Regions from separate parts of the Homo sapiens genome. Here region 2 is linked to region 1. Evidence: read pairs that join two places in POLR2A ChIA-PET (ENCODE). Cell type or tissue: MCF 10A. All regions are shown on one strand. Each heading gives the region's core, and the rest is flanking DNA. Links, peaks and the distances in the headings are about the cores only.

What was found. ChIA-PET counts read pairs that join two places held together with the same protein. Peaks named below come from ENCODE experiments on the same cell type or tissue, not always from the same donor. Only the 100,000 strongest peaks of a DNase experiment are listed, where the experiment ranks them.
Region 2: POLR2A ChIA-PET joins it to region 1 with 5 read pairs; 2 of 35 experiments call an interaction of 5 or more read pairs at or near these places.

Annotation. Positions count from the first base shown.
Region 1 is chr13:94,230,227-94,238,032 of GRCh38, forward strand. All of the region lies in intron 4 of GPC6 (glypican 6), which reads left to right. Among named protein-coding and RNA genes, the nearest start is that of GPC6-AS1, 46 kb to the left of the region's middle. In MCF 10A, for the core only: no CTCF peak of the experiment used is centred there; a DNase peak (open chromatin) is centred at 3,385.
Region 2 is chr13:93,458,784-93,466,589 of GRCh38, forward strand. The region is part of intron 1 of GPC6 (glypican 6); the gene reads left to right. Among named protein-coding and RNA genes, the nearest start is that of GPC6, 240 kb to the left of the region's middle. In MCF 10A, for the core only: no CTCF peak of the experiment used is centred there; no DNase peak of the experiment used is centred there.

The DNA.
Region 1 (7,806 bases), core at 1,453-5,452:
TTCTGGAACTGCTCTTCTTATTTTATGTGTGAGAAAACTGGTGACTAGAAATGCCCAAGTCCTGCTCCAGGTCACATGGCTGGATTCCCTGTGCCCAGGGGAGGGCTTTCCCATGACCTCCACCCAGCCCCACAGTGGATCTCACACAAAGAAATGGGAGAAGAACAGATCTAACTGGGACAATCTGAGGACCCTCCCCACCATTGGTGTTAAGATTATGGACTTGGCCATGAACAGTCCCATCAGTCCCATCCTTGACTCCTGACACGTGTGCCAGAGACACTCTCCTCACACTCTAGCATTCTCCAAGTGATACCTGGACCATCAAGCCAGGAGCCACTAATGATCATCTAATCCAAGAAGGGTATCTCCTCAGAACAAAACCCATCAGTCTCAGTAGCTGGGCATCCCTTGGCTAACTACTTAAATTCCCTTGACCTAAATGATCAGACTCATCTCAGAGGATTGTTGAGAGTGTTGCAAAAAATGTACCTAAAAGTGTTCAGCATACAGCCTAGCGTATAAATGCATAGCAGATAATAAATATTATTTTTTGAACTCTTACCATTATTGGAGATGACAGTAAGAATAGGTAACATGTATGAGTGTACTCTGTGCCAGACATCATAATAAGCATCTTTCACTTCAATCTTTCCAACAAGACAATGAGGAAGGTGTTATTTACTCATTTTTCAGGTGAAGAGTCTGAAGCCAGAAAGGGTCAGGCTTGGGGGAAGGGAGACAGGGAGATTCTTCTGGACATTGCCTGGCACATAAGGTAGCACGTAGCTACATTAAAAAGAATGTACAGAAGCCTAGCTGTGTCTCCATAGCCATGTTGCTAAGACTTTGGCTGAATTGTTCACTACTAGACCCCTAGAGCCTAGCACAAGGTTTGGTGTATACTAGATGTTCTGCAAAGTTTCATTAATTTGTTGAGTGAGAAAATAATAAACACTGCCGTGTTCACATCATTATGTTGACCCAACAGACAATCTCAGGGACCCTTGGGCTGGTGTAGTCAATCACAAGGGCTATTTGTAGAGACAGCTCCCCGCTGTGAAGCCAAGGAGAATCCAACCATGAAGAGAGAGGAAATATTACTAAGCAGAAAATTAAAAACGATCCTATTGGCTGTTGGCCTTGGCACTGTTTCTGAAGAAGCAAGTTCAGAAACATTTGGCAGTCCGTGTCATCGCCTCTCATAAACCCCAAGAATAAGGAAGGCATCAGAAATAAATTTTTATTTTCTGATTAATTTTCTATAGAAAGGTTTTTGCCCACCAACAAGATACAAAGGGCAACTTAAAAGGCATGAGGTTATTAAAAATCAATGCTAAATGTTGTCATCAGAGGGTTTGCTTATTTTGCTGTTATTAAAAATTCACACAAATTGGGCGAAACATTTTCAGCCTGAAAGAGATCTCGGAAAATGGCTTTCTTATCATTAAAATGCAAGCTAAGCAGAGTGATAGCAAATGATCTTTTCCTATGATCAGTTTTTCCTAATCTTGGGGTCAGAAAAATAAATGTCAGAGGAAATAATAGACTTTATTTAATAAAATAAAATAAAAACAAAATGACCTGGCTATTAAAATGAAAACACAAAAAAAATGTCTGCTTGTGACTATGTGAATAACTGAAGCTTCGTTTTAATAAAAATTTTTAAAAAGTTTTTCGACTCTTTTATTCTGATCAAAAAAGAAAAAGAAAAAGAAAAATCCCAAAGGTCCAAATCGCAACTCTATTTATCTATTGTAAACCAACAAGAGCCGACCATGTTGAGAGAGAAGACAGGAGAAGTGTTAGCTGTGGTGAATAGAGAATCCTTTAAAACAACACCGAAAAATATATTTTCTAAGAAAGCAAAGATCTCTGTTGCAGACATGTTTCTTAACCAAGATATAGCAATAGCTTCTTTAAAATCTACTTCTCATGTACTGACTAACCCATTCATTCCTAAAAAGTATTCCTTTCATATGACCATGTTTAGCTTAGTTCTCACTTTAAATTTAAACAAGGACTAATGGTACTCCAAACTATTTGCTTTCTTTCAGTCTAACCCACTCCTTAAGGAAACGAGCAGGAGAGACATGTCCTGCAATGCCATGGCACGTGCGCACACCCCAGAACACGGAGCAGTGCTTTCATGGTCGCCTGCCACGTCACACACTGGCACTGACAGAAATAGTAACAACACACCCTCTTTGAGACAGTGATTGCTTTAGATTTTTATACAACTTGTTTAAATAGAGGAAATCTAAATTTTTACCAAAGCAATTGCCCCCCTTCAGGAGGTGGGTTTTTTTTGGGGGGGTGGGGCAGGGTGTCAAAGAATGTTTAGTTCAGTACCTTTTCTAGAAGCCAGTACAGCTAAATCTATAACTTTCCTATTTTACATATTTGGTAATTAAAAACCAAGTGTGAAGAGCTTATGGATTTTATTCAACGATGACATATTTTTTTAGATTCTGTAATGGCCCATAAATTTGCATTAATGACCACCTGTTCCAGAAACCTTGGAAACAGGAGGCTGGAAGAACATCCGTGAGTTTTTATGTGTCTCGGATACCTGACTCTGGGCCAAGGTGGAGGCCTTGGAGGAGTAGAAAGGACTCTAGTGACTGGCTGATTGTTACCATTTTTGGCCAAAAGAATAAGTCAGGCACCAGAATGTGTAACCAGGTAATGTAATTATGGTTAATGTAAATGTCACATTTTAAATCCTGTAGGAATTCACAATAGTTCAGGTTTTATAACTTTTTTTTTTTTTTTTTTTTTTTTTTGGTGGGACCAGGAAACATGGAACTGACTTGCACGGGAGGTCAGACTGGCTTAATTTGTATTTCCTTTCAAAGTTGTGTGAGATACAAATATGCACCACAATGTACCCATCACTGTCTTCTTAAAAACTTGTAGGGAAACAAAAATATGAGAAATTGCATCATATTTAAAAGCGCTAGAGGAACTGACTGTATAAAGGAAATTTTTTTGGATGGAGAGAATTATGTAAAGCCCAGCTCTAATGTAGATCTAAAAACAAACAAACAACAATAACAACAAAAAAGACAGGCCTAAGAGGTGCTAAAAAATTGGGAGCCATTAATCTTATTGTCAATAAAGAAGTAACTCATAAGCAAATAGCTCCTAATTTATCTCTTTTCTATGTTTAACCCATTAATACCATCCCCCATTATCTGCTCTTTCACTTTTTTGGTTTCAGTTACCCACAGCCAACTATAGCTTGAAAATATTAAATGGAAAATTCCAGAAATAAACAATGCATACGTTTTAAGTTTCCCACTGTTCTGAATATTGCAGTGAAATCTGGCACCATCCCATTCAGTCCCACGAGGGACATGAATCATCTCTTTGTCCAGCGTCTCCACACTGTCTTCCCTCCCCTGGTGTGAGTCACTTGGTAGCCGCCTTGATTTTCAGATTCGTTGTTTTGGTGTTGAGGTGCTTATGTTCAAGGAACCCTTATATTTCTTAATAATGACCCAAAGGTACAAGAGGAGTGATTTTGGTTTATTGTTATAATTGTTGTATTTTATTCTTAGTTCTTGTTGTTAATCTCTTACTGTGCCTAATGTACATATTATACTTTCTCATAGTTATATATGTACAGAAAAAAACATAGCATATATAGGATTTGGTACTATCCACAGTTTCAGGCATATGCTGAGGGTCTTCGAACATACCCCCCAGGGCTAAGGGGGGACTACTGTAACAGTACGTCTTCTAGCAGAGGACTAAATTTTAGAACAACTGGAAGCACTGGCATTTGAAGTATGAGAAATAGTCAGGGCGAGGTGTTTATTTGTAGGGCAGTAACTCTACTAGATCAAAACCATGGCCTACATAATCTTATTTAGTCACACCTCATTTCCCCTGCAATGCTGGGAGACAGAAGAGACATCTGGGGAAACCGAGGCTCAGATAGGTGATTCAAAGCCTAAATGCTAAAGCCAGTATTAAACCTTATTCTAAAAATCATTCCATTTATCCTTCTGAAGTTTCTGTGAGAAAAGGGTAAGGATGTACTGTGAACTCAGAAGTATTCCATGTTTACAGGTATAACTAAATTCATTTTTATTGTATCTGTTGTATTAATACTAGGGTATCAATAGGCACAAAATTCTCATGGAATCAGACACCAGACCACCTCATGATCACTGGAAGATGTTTCTTTTCTACATGTAATACTGAAGCTAAAAATTAGTTTCTGCTACTGAAAATATGTCTCTGTTGAACAAAAGGAGGCCGTTCTTTTGTTTGCTTTTTTTTTTTTTTTGCAATATCACTTTACTGTGACCCAAGAACTTAAAAAAACAAGTTAATATTATCTTGTCATTCTGATATGTCCAGATAGTTAGATCTCTTTAAAGAACTTCTTGGACCCTTAAAGCTTGTTTTATGAACTATGGAATAAAAATTCTGGTATTGACCTATTAACTCTTTTTTTCCAGTGTTTCAGGAAGTTTCTCTTCCTCCCAGGAATTAACAGGCTATCAACCAGACGCAATAGAAATAAGGATTTTGTGGACAAAAGCTGTGTGTTTTAAAAGTCAGCATATACCACAACATAGATAAATCTTGAGGGCATTATTCTAAGTGATATAAGCAAATCACAAAAAGACAAATACTGCATAATTCCACTTATATGAGTTATGTAAAGTAGTCAAACTCATAGAGACAGTCAAATGGTAGTTGCCAGGAGGTTGGGGAAAAGGGAAATGAGTTGTTCAATGCATAGAGCCTTTTAGTCATGCAAGATGGAAAGTTCTAGAGATCTGTACAGCAATGTGCATAGAGTTAACAAGGCTGTACTGTATGCTTAAAATTGTTAAGGGAGTAAATTTACGTTGGATATTTTTCACCACAATAAGTTAAAAAAAGAAAGACAGCATGATAAATCCTCAGGATACCTGGGCACACCTTCTGAGAACAATGTTGAACTGGAGATCAAAGAGTGAGCTATAAAGCACTACACTCCAGTGGTTCTGATATTTCAAGACCATTTTGAACTCACATCAGGTATAATGAACCAAGGACGGAATTTTTTAACAATCTCTGGGAGCGTCTCTCACAGTTCAACAGGACATTTCAGAATATCCATTCCACAAGCATTCTCCAAAAAAAAGAAAAAAGTACTAACTTTGATTTGTTGCTAAATGCCTACCATCCTCATTGAGCGGCCTTACTTTACCAGGGCCAATTGATCCCTAAGGCTCTGCAGTGTTCCTAGGGAACCTTGATAAACATTATTACCTTGAGCCACAGGGGACATACAAATGAGAAACACTAATTTCTATTTGCAAGAAACTCTGATTAGCAAATGAGGTAGTAGAGTACACATGGATATTTCCTGATTATTTCTCTACCCTATGCCAAAAAATTTTCTGGGACACCAAGACTCAAAAACTTAAATTTACATATTCAAGCTCTCTGAAAAATGTTATACAGCATCCTACCTCCTAATGATTCTTTGAAAATCTACACTGGTCCTTCAACTCTTTGGGTAAAATTGAATCCTTGGGAGAAAGCAGTGATAGTGGCACACAATCATATTAAAACATGTAGAACCAGTCAATTAGTTGCAGATTTGAGATGTTAATAAGATCAGAGATTCGCTGAGAATATTGAAGCTAGAAGACACCTTTGAGGTCACCTTGTCCAATGTCTCCATTACACAGGTGACGAAACTGAGACCCTGAGAACTCTTCTTGTCCAGTATTAATAACAACTAAAGAAGGGATTAATTTCTGCCAAAGTGTTTACGTTAGCTCAACTGTAGTAGCCCCTGGCTGCTTCTTATTAAACTATTAGTTTGGCCTGAAATTTTTCTTGGTTCCTGTTTATGGGGGAGTTTAATAACTGCTATCTGCAGTAATAAGAGATATAATAATGTTTATCTTCTTATTTCCTCTGAGGATCTTGGAATGTGTTTCATCATTAATTAAAGAATCCTCTGAGTCCCCCTATTAGATAAATATTATTAGCCCCATTTATAAAGAAAATGAAATTCTGAGAGATTAGTTGACGGAGCAGCAGCATACCCTGAGTTAATGTTTACAGTGGATGTTCTATAAACCTGTAATCAGCAGGAACTTTGTGATTTCCTCTGCAAGTATTTTAGTCCTTGAACTAAAACTCAGAAGTCGATATTCAGCTATTGCTTTGGACAAGAATTGTGTTAAGAGACAGGAACTAAATATTAAGACTAGGGGGCTTCCAGGTGTATGAGACAGTGCCTGTTTTCAGAACATGTAGAGACATCAAGACAATTGCATAAAATGCTAAAATATCAGGTAAAAATCTGTATTCTAAAAGAAATGCTATGAAGATTGAAGGGAGTAAGAATATAAACCAAGGTGAGGCGATCAGGGAAAACTTTAAAATGAAAGTAACTTTGAGCTGGTTATTTAAAGATACAAAATATACCAGTGGTTAGATTTTGGGGCATTCTTTCATTCATTCTACAAGTATTTCCTTTATTTTCACTTCTTCCTTCTGTAAGTATTTCCTGAGAACATACTACAGGGTGTCGTCTAAACTCTGAGGTAGAAAAAGTGAGGCAGAGAAGGCAAGAATGGAGACAGAGTTCCTCTAACATCCTTGCTTTCCCCCAGGGATATGCAAAGAAAAGCAGAAAGCTTTTTTTTTTTTTTCTCCTGAAAATTTTGGGCATGTAAATAGCCTCAGGCATGTCAAAAACTAGTGAAAAATGAAACTTGACAAGAAGGTTGGAAGCACCTTGTTCACAGGCCTTAAAGGCAAGGAGTCAAGTCATATTGCTCCAAGAGTAATAAACAGGAGGTTAAAAGGACAGGAAACAAGATGCAAGAAGTTAGTGGTTGGCTTTGCTGCCTGGGTAGCAGGATGAGAACTTGTTCCATTATCAGCTGCAGAGGGGCAGGACAAGAAGTGAGCTGAGGTAGAAAAAGACTACAGAAATGGATTAAAATGGAATTGGTACAGAGAAGAGCACTAGGAAAAAGAACCCAATGAATGAAGCAAGGCTTTTCAAGTGCCTGTTTTTTCTTCTTTCCCCCTTTCTTCCTCCCTTCCTTCCTTCTTTCTTTTCTCCATCCTTCCCTTCCTTTCTTCCTTCTCCTCTTCCTTCCATTCTTCCCACCTGTAAATACTTACTGAGTGCCTCCTTTATGACAACTACACCTGTGAAAAACAGCAGATCTTAGACAACAAATAAACAGATAAATAATTAACACATTCAACAGCGGTAAGGTCTCTTTGTAGGTGGGTGGCAGCTTGGATTGGATAGGTAGCAAGGAGCTTTCTGAGAAGGTGATAGCTAAGTGAAATGTAAATGACAAGGAGCCACTCATTGAACAAGGAGACGAAGAGCATTTGCCCTACACAGAGGAACCATATGGTGCAGAGGCCCCAATGTGGGGGCAAGCTAGGAGTGTCTCCATAACAGAACGAAGGCTGGTGTAGTGAACTAGAGTAGAAAAAGGAGATTGTGAATAAAAAAACGTAGGTGGGCTGGATCGTGCAGGGTTTGTAAGCCAGCAGGATTTGTAAGCCAGGGTTATAATGGGAAGCCATTGGAGGGTTTCAGGCAGTGGTGTGAACATGACCTGATTTACATTTCTAAAATAGCAGTCTAGATGTTGCAGAATAATGAGCAAAAATGAAAACAAGGAGCTGAGAAGAGATGCTCTTGCAGTATTCCAGGCAAGAGATTATGCTGGCTCGAACTAAGGAGGTAATCATAGTGATGAAGAGAAGTGAACAGATGCAGGATAGTTTTTGGAAGAGGAATTAGTAGAACTGGAA
Region 2 (7,806 bases), core at 2,143-6,142, 770 kb before region 1:
TTTATCTTATTTTCTGAAAACAATATATTTTATGTTCAAAAATATATGCCATCCACTCACAGCGGAGTTGTTGCACAGGGCGCATGATTTGAAACTTGTCCTTACTGTATTTGTAGGGTAATTTGAGGTAAATGAATTTGGACAGAAGCCATTAAGTAAAATGATTCTTTCCTAAATTACCTTAAGTGGTTAATTTTATTACTGATAATACCGTAATGGAGACGTTCTTCATATAATTTTAAGGGAACACGCTTTGATTAAAATCATATTTGTATTTTATTATTATTATTTTTGAGACAGGGCCTTGCTCTGTTGCTCAGGCTGGAGTGCAGTGGTGCCATCATAGCTCACCGCAGTCTTAACCTCCTGGATTCAAGCAATCCTCCCGCTTCTACCTTCTCAGTAGCTGGGACTACAGGCATGGGCCACCACACCCAGCCAATTTTATATTTTCCAATTTTTTGTAGAGCCAGGGTCTCACTATGTTGGCCAGGTTGATCTCAAACTCCTGGCTTCAAACAGTCCTCCCACCTTGACTTCCCAAAGTTCTGGGATTATAGGCGTGAGCCAACATGTCTGGCCTAAAATAATCCTTTTTAAGGAAAGATCTGAGTTTTATTTGCTGTTTAACCATAAAAGACAAAAGCATTTTTTCTGCTTATATTTTTTTAAAATCATCAGTTGTCATTGAAATAATTATAAAAGGATTCATTGGTGGTCTAAATGAAAACAACGGACTTTAACAGTAGACCTGTATTTGCAGTACAACCCAAGGATCTCCATGCACTAGTGGTTTTCTTACATAGACGAGTTCAGAGAAAGTATGGGTCCCCGGGTATTCTAATCTGTAAGTATCAGTGTGTCTTCACTTTTAATGTAAAATTATGCCACAGTGTCATTTTTTGGAGATTTTGTGTGCTCTCGATCCTCCCCTAATTTTTCATTTAGAACCTGTTTCTTGGCTATTGTCTTAAAATTTCCCGACACAGTTAAGGTTCAAGCTTTAGCTTTATAATTTTAGAATTAGTGCTACTGGATTTTAATAAGATATCAACACACTGCATTCTAGGTAAATGGCATCCCCTGAATTTGTGGCATGTGGTATCTAAAATTAGGTTTAGGTGGCCAAGAGTGTGAGAGGCAAGCCACATTGAGTTTTCTAAATCAATGACACCTGTTCACATGTTAAGCTGCCCTTCTCAAGGCTAACTTTTCTTTTGGCTTCTAGGGTGTGTGTTCACCATTATCTACCTTATGGTTGTCTTTCTCCATTGTGAGGCTGAAATAACTTCTGGTGGCACCTTTCTGACAGTAATATCTAGCTGGCTTCCATACAAAATTCTGTCTTTGCTTCTACTCATTTAAAGTCATTCTGCCCAGTTTCTGGTTATGAACTGTTGTCACTGTGATGGATTTCCTGCCCTTGAGGCTGTGGCAGCCAAGCTGATATCATACTGTATTTTGTGTCTCTGTTTTTTGACTGGATAAATGGTCTTTAATTACTGCTGGTTCTTCAACCTTGGGGAAAACTCTGGCAGTATTATCAGTTTTTGTAGCTGACAGTTTGGAAATAGGGAATCTTTTGCCATAATATTTTCAATTAAAGGCCTAAATTCACATGCTTTTCTACTGAATTTTATACAATAAAGTTAGGTTAAGAATTCCACAAACATTTAAATCTACACAACACATTTACTGCATTTAATACTGTATTTAATGATGATGACGATTATTTAAAAATCATTTTCTACTTGATGAAATATCATAACATAGCACTAATATAAATTAATATTAGCAGAATTAACATGTAAGTTTTTCAGTGAAAAGAACTCTTGATGTATTGGAAAACGTAATGAAAATATTAATAATTATCTAGACATGAAAGTGACGAGTCAATATTTCTCTGGAAGTTTATGGCCAAAACCATACTTTGAGGCAAATATTGCATTAGTGGTTTTCTATATTGATCAGACAAACCAAATAACTAATATTACCCCCCCATTGTGATATGTTGCACCTTTCTGCAATTGATTATTAGTGTTATATTCCTTACATAGGCAGTTTTGAGTAACAAGGTTTTAAAAATAAATTATATGTATCTTGCACACCAATGTAATTATTACTGGTTTTAATATAATAATGTGTATATAAACTTATGATTGAAATTAGTTGTATAGAAAACTTTATAAAATGAGGGCTCCATCAGCTATTCCATTCTCATCTAGCATTGGTAAGGAGTAAATACTTAGTAAAACTTGATGAATGAATCTTGCAGTGGTGGATTCAAAGCCATATGTGTGTGTTTTGTTTTTGTTTGATGGGTTTTTTGTTGTTGTTCTCCAATTTTTTTATCGTAAAATGTATAATACTAGTGCCACAAATTTTATTTTTATTAGAACATATAGTAGTCTACAGCTTAATAACTAGCAGAAACTAAATACTAGTTTTGGTCCTGCTACTAAAAAATTTCAAGTAAGACCTGAATTTAACCAGTATTGTATTTCTTTAACAAATTATTTAGGAATATGGTTTTCATAAGGGCAATGAGAGTCAGCAATCAAGTTTTTCCTTCTGAAATTTTAGATATGAAAAGCATCTAAAATTTCTCAACTTTCTAAAATTTTAAACTGCACTTACAAGTAAAGTATTATTCTTTTAAAAGCTTAAATAATTTAGTTAAATAACTTTACAATTCACTGATTTCCAAAAGGGTACCTACATACTGTTTCACTATATAAGTATAGCACATAGTAGAGTCCATCTACCATTGTCTACCATTGTCTTCTGAAACAATATAGGGAACTTTCTAAATCATAGGAAATCTAAAAAATCAGCTAGTTCAAGCCATATGTTTCATAGCTGAAGATACTAGGTCCCGGCGGGGGGGTTGGGGGGGGGTGTTGATGATTTGCTCTAAGTCACACTTGTTAAAATCTAGACATCTTTGTTACCAGCCTATTGTTCCCAAAGTCAACATTCTGTGCTCTGATGCAATGCTGATTTTAAAAAATCATTCGTTCATAACCTCATATCATGCCTTTTTAAAAATCTCTTCTTTGCATTTCCCTCTTTACGTTATCTCATTCTTACATTCCCAAGGCCTGGGCACACAGTTGGTGCAGCTATTTGTAGTTGAACTTAACTGGATTAACATGAAGGAACATAAGAAATTTATATGGTATCACATAATACATCAAGCATTTTATATCTCATCCAACCCACAAGCCATGCCATCTTATGTAGATACTTTTGATGGAAAGAAAGAAGAAAAATCAGGATAAATGCCTCAACAGCTGTCAATGTTAAATAATCCCTTAAAGCTGTGAAAGCCTTCATTTGCTTTCAGGAGTTGTGACATATGGTCAAAAATAGCTTGAAGATTTATTATGTCATATCTGTTGGATGAGATTCAAAATATACTTTAAGAAAGATTCCATCCTTCATCATCCTTGAAAAGATCTTTCAGAACTCATAGAGTATATAGAAAGCAGACGGAGAATGATGATGTTCAGCTGCTTCAAAATGACAGACTCTAATCAGGATTGCCCACCTATCACACCAAATTACCAGTAAAAAATGCAAATTTTCTACCGACATGACACTTTTAAACACAGACATCTCACAGACCTCCAGAAGCCCTGGGTATAGATAAGACTTGAATTACTTTCCTCCAATGTTACATTAGGATTGGAAGGCAGATTTTAAAATTATGTTTTTAAAAAGCGGTCATTCTTCCCCATGTTAAGAATTTAACCTTAAAGATGAAAAAGCTAAGAAACTGAAGTTTGTCAGTGGATTCTAGCTTCTGTAAAAGTTGGAAGAAAAAAAAAATCCACTTAAATTTTGTAAAAATTGAAAAAAAAAACAACTAAGGAATAAAAAAGAAATGCCAAGAACATATAAATGAAAGAGCAAAAGAACAACTTGAGTAAAACATTATAGTAAAGAGGTCACCTAACTTAATAAACTCTCCTGGGTTCAAGCAGAAGTAATCAAGCCTACTGTGTATATAAGATGAAAAGAATCAAAGGGGAAGCTCCACAAAGCGACTTCTTTGGTCCTGGCAGTGTCTCTGCATCACCTGTGTCCTTCCTTTTCCCGTGCCCTGCCCTCTGCCCCGCTTCTGCTCTACTTTCTTGCTATTTGCCTCCTAAGGCTTCAAAATACTGCTAAACACATTTCTAAAGCCTTCTAGACATAGGACAGTTTGTGTATGAATCATTTTATTTAAGAATTAGGACAATCTTTTTTGTTGGAAGTAGAATAAATTGTGCTCCAATTTCAGGTGCTTATGAAAAATACATTGTACCACAACCTGAATATTATGTTGTGTAAATCCCTCCAGCCATCTCATTTGGGGCAACTTTTAGATAAGGAATGAAATTACTTGTGGTATAATCTATAATTATTTTTGGCAAATGCATGAGTTTCTCCTGCTTGAAATATAAATGTTTTATTAGGTAGCCACAGTATTTGGCCCCTGCATGGGTGCTTAATTGAAGAAAAGAAAGAAATAACATCTAAAGATCTGTGTTTCATGGACGTTTGCGAAAATGGCCGTCACAACTCATCTGGTAGACCAGAAGACCAGGTGGACGTGACTTATATTAAATCTTGCCAGAGCTGGACATCTGGCTCTTCAGTTGTTCTGGTTTCAATTTGGATGTGAAGCACCGTTCTTAGTGTGATTCAAGTACTAGATCCACTTAAAGAGTTCTTGTGTAGCCCAGGTCTCTGCCATGTTTGAGAGCTGTGGTTTGTTTTTTGACAGGAAACCTCCATCAGAGTTTATTGTAGGTATCTCATTAGTAATTTTTAGCATGCCACTGTGTACCAATGTTGAACTTTATCAGTTGAATTAGAGACCATGTTAGGACCTGAATGACAACTTCCCTAATTAACCTGAACCACATTCTGGAACGCCTTTTGACATATTGTTGCCTTGTAAGTAAATGGCTCCACTTTTTTTTTTTTCTTTTTTCATACAAAGACAGTTTTCTATCTATCCTCAAGCACACCAACCATGTTGTTGTTGTTCTGACTTACGGCATTTGCTTGATTTATTTTCCACCCTGCTCTTCTTTGCTTACGTAAGTCCTCAAATTTCTGCTTAATTGTAATGATCCCTGACTACCTTATAAAGGCATATCTCTGAGGTATGGTGGATTCAGTACCAGACCACAGCAATAAAGCAATTATCAAAATAATTAAGTCACACAAATGTTTTAGTTTCCCAGTGCATAAAACTTAAGTTTACACTATACTGTACACTGAGTATTCAATAGTGTTGTGTCTACAACCGGTACATATCTTAATTTAGAAATACTTTATTGCTAAAAAAATGATAATGATCGTCTGATCCTTCAGTAAATCCTAATCTTTTTGTTAGTGCCACAACTTGACTCCATGTTTTTGGCTGCTGATTGATCAGGAGGGTAGTTGCTGAAAGTTGGGGTGAATGTGACAATTGCCTTAAATAAGACAACAGTGAAGTTTGTTGCATTGATTGGCTCTTTCTTTGGTGAAGTATTTCCCTGTAGCATGTGATCCTATGTGATAACATTGTAGCCATGGTAGAACTTCTCTCACAAGTGAAGTCAATTCTTTCAGACCCTGCTGCAGCTTTATCAACTCAGTTATGTAATGTTCTAAATATTTTGTTGTCATCTCAAAGATGGTCACAGCATCTTCAGCAGGAGTGCGTTCCATCTCAAGAAACTGACATTTTTGCTCACCCATAAGAAGCAACTCCTCATTTGTTTGTTTGATCATGAGATTGCAGCAATTCAGTCACATCTTCAGTCTCCACTTCTATTTCTAGTTTTCTTGCTCTTTATACCATGTCTCTGGTGATTTTCTCCATTGAATTCTTGGACCCCTCCAAGTCATCTATGAGGGTTGGAATCAAATTCTTCCAAACAACTGTTAATGTTGGTATTTTGATTTCCTCTCATGGATCACAAATGTTCTTTATGGCATCTGGAATGGTGAATCATTTCCAGGAGGTTTTCAATTGACTTTGGCCAGATCCATCAGAGGAATCACTATCTATGGAAGTTATAGCCTTATGAAATGTATTTCTTAAATAATAAGACTTGAAAGTTGAAATGACTCATTGATCTATGGGCTGCAGAATGGATATTGTGTTAGCAGGAATCAAAACAACATGTACCTCTCTGTCCACCTCCATCAAAACTCTTGGGAGACCAGGTGAATTGTCAATGAGAAGTAATATTTTGAAAAGAATCTGTTGTTTTTCTGAACAGTACATCTCAAGGGTGAGTTTAAAATATTCAGTAAACTGTGCTGTAAAACAGATATGCTGTCATCCAGGCTCGATTGTTCTGTTTATAGAGCACCATCAGAGTACATTTAGTATAATTCCTAAGGTACCTATGATTTTTGAAATGGCGAATGAGCATTGGCTTCAACTTGAAGTCACCAGCTGCATTAGCCTCTAAAAAGAGAGTCAACTTGTCCTCTGAGGCTTTAAATTCAGTTACTTATTTTCTCCTTTTTAGCTATAAAAGTCCTACATGGCATCTTATTCCACTGGAAGCGTGTTTTATCTACATGGTAAATGTGTTTAGTGTAGTCACCATCAATTCTTTTTTAAGCTAGATCATCCAGATAAACTTCTCGCAGTGTTCCATTAGCACTTGCTGCTTCACCTTGCACTTTTATTTTATGGAGAAAGCGTCTTTGCTTCAACCATATGAATCAACCTTTGCTAGATTCAAACTTTTTTTCTGCAGCTTCCTCACCTCTCTCAACTTTCATAGAGATGAAGGGAGTTAGGGCCTAATCTAGGCTTTGGCTTATGAGAATGTTGTGGCTGGTTTGATCTTCTATGTAGAGCACTAATAGTTCCTCCATATCAGCATGAAGGCTGTTTCAGTTTGTTATTATTCGTGTGTGCATTGGAGTAACACTTTTAATTTTCTTCAAGAACTCTCCCTTTGCATTCACAGCTTGGCTAACTGGCACAAGAGGCCTAGCCTTTTGGCCTTTCTCAGCTTTCAATGTGCCTTAATCGCTAAGCTTAATAACTTTTAGCTTTTTCTTTAAAATGAAAGAGGTACTACTCTTTTTTGTGCTTGAATACTTAGAGGCCGTTGCCAGATTATCAATTTGCCTAATAATATCACTGTGTTTCAGGAAACAGGAAGGTCTAAGGAGACAGACAGAGATGGGGGGAACGGCTGGTTGATAGACCAGTCAGAACACAGAAATTATTAAAATAATTACAATAATAACATCAAAGATTACTAATCACAGATCACCATAACAAATACAGTAATAAGGAAAAGTTTGAAATATTGGGAGAATTAACCAGAATGCGACACATAGGCATGCCATGAGCACATACTGTGTGAATAATGGTGCTGATATACTTTCTTGATGCAGGGTTGCCACAAACTTTCAAATTGTAAAAAAAAACAGTATCTGTGAAGAACAATAAAGTGAAGTACAATAAAATGAAGCATGCCTGTATAAAGTGATTCATCTAGATATTCTTTGATTCACTCATTTGTTTTCGTCACGTATATCACGTGATGTATAATTATTTTCTGAATATTTACTCATTTTTTAACAGTCTTCTCAGCTGTTATGTAAGCTCTCTGAAACATAGAAAATTTTGCTAACCTGTTAAAGAGTTACATTTCTAGCACTTAACACTATCCTTGATATGTGGTAATGGTCAGTAAATATTTATTGAATGAGTCGAGGAATTGTGATCATCTGTATTGTTTAGGTTACAGAAGAGTTAATTTAAAAAAATAGTATATTTTGGCTTTCCAGTGG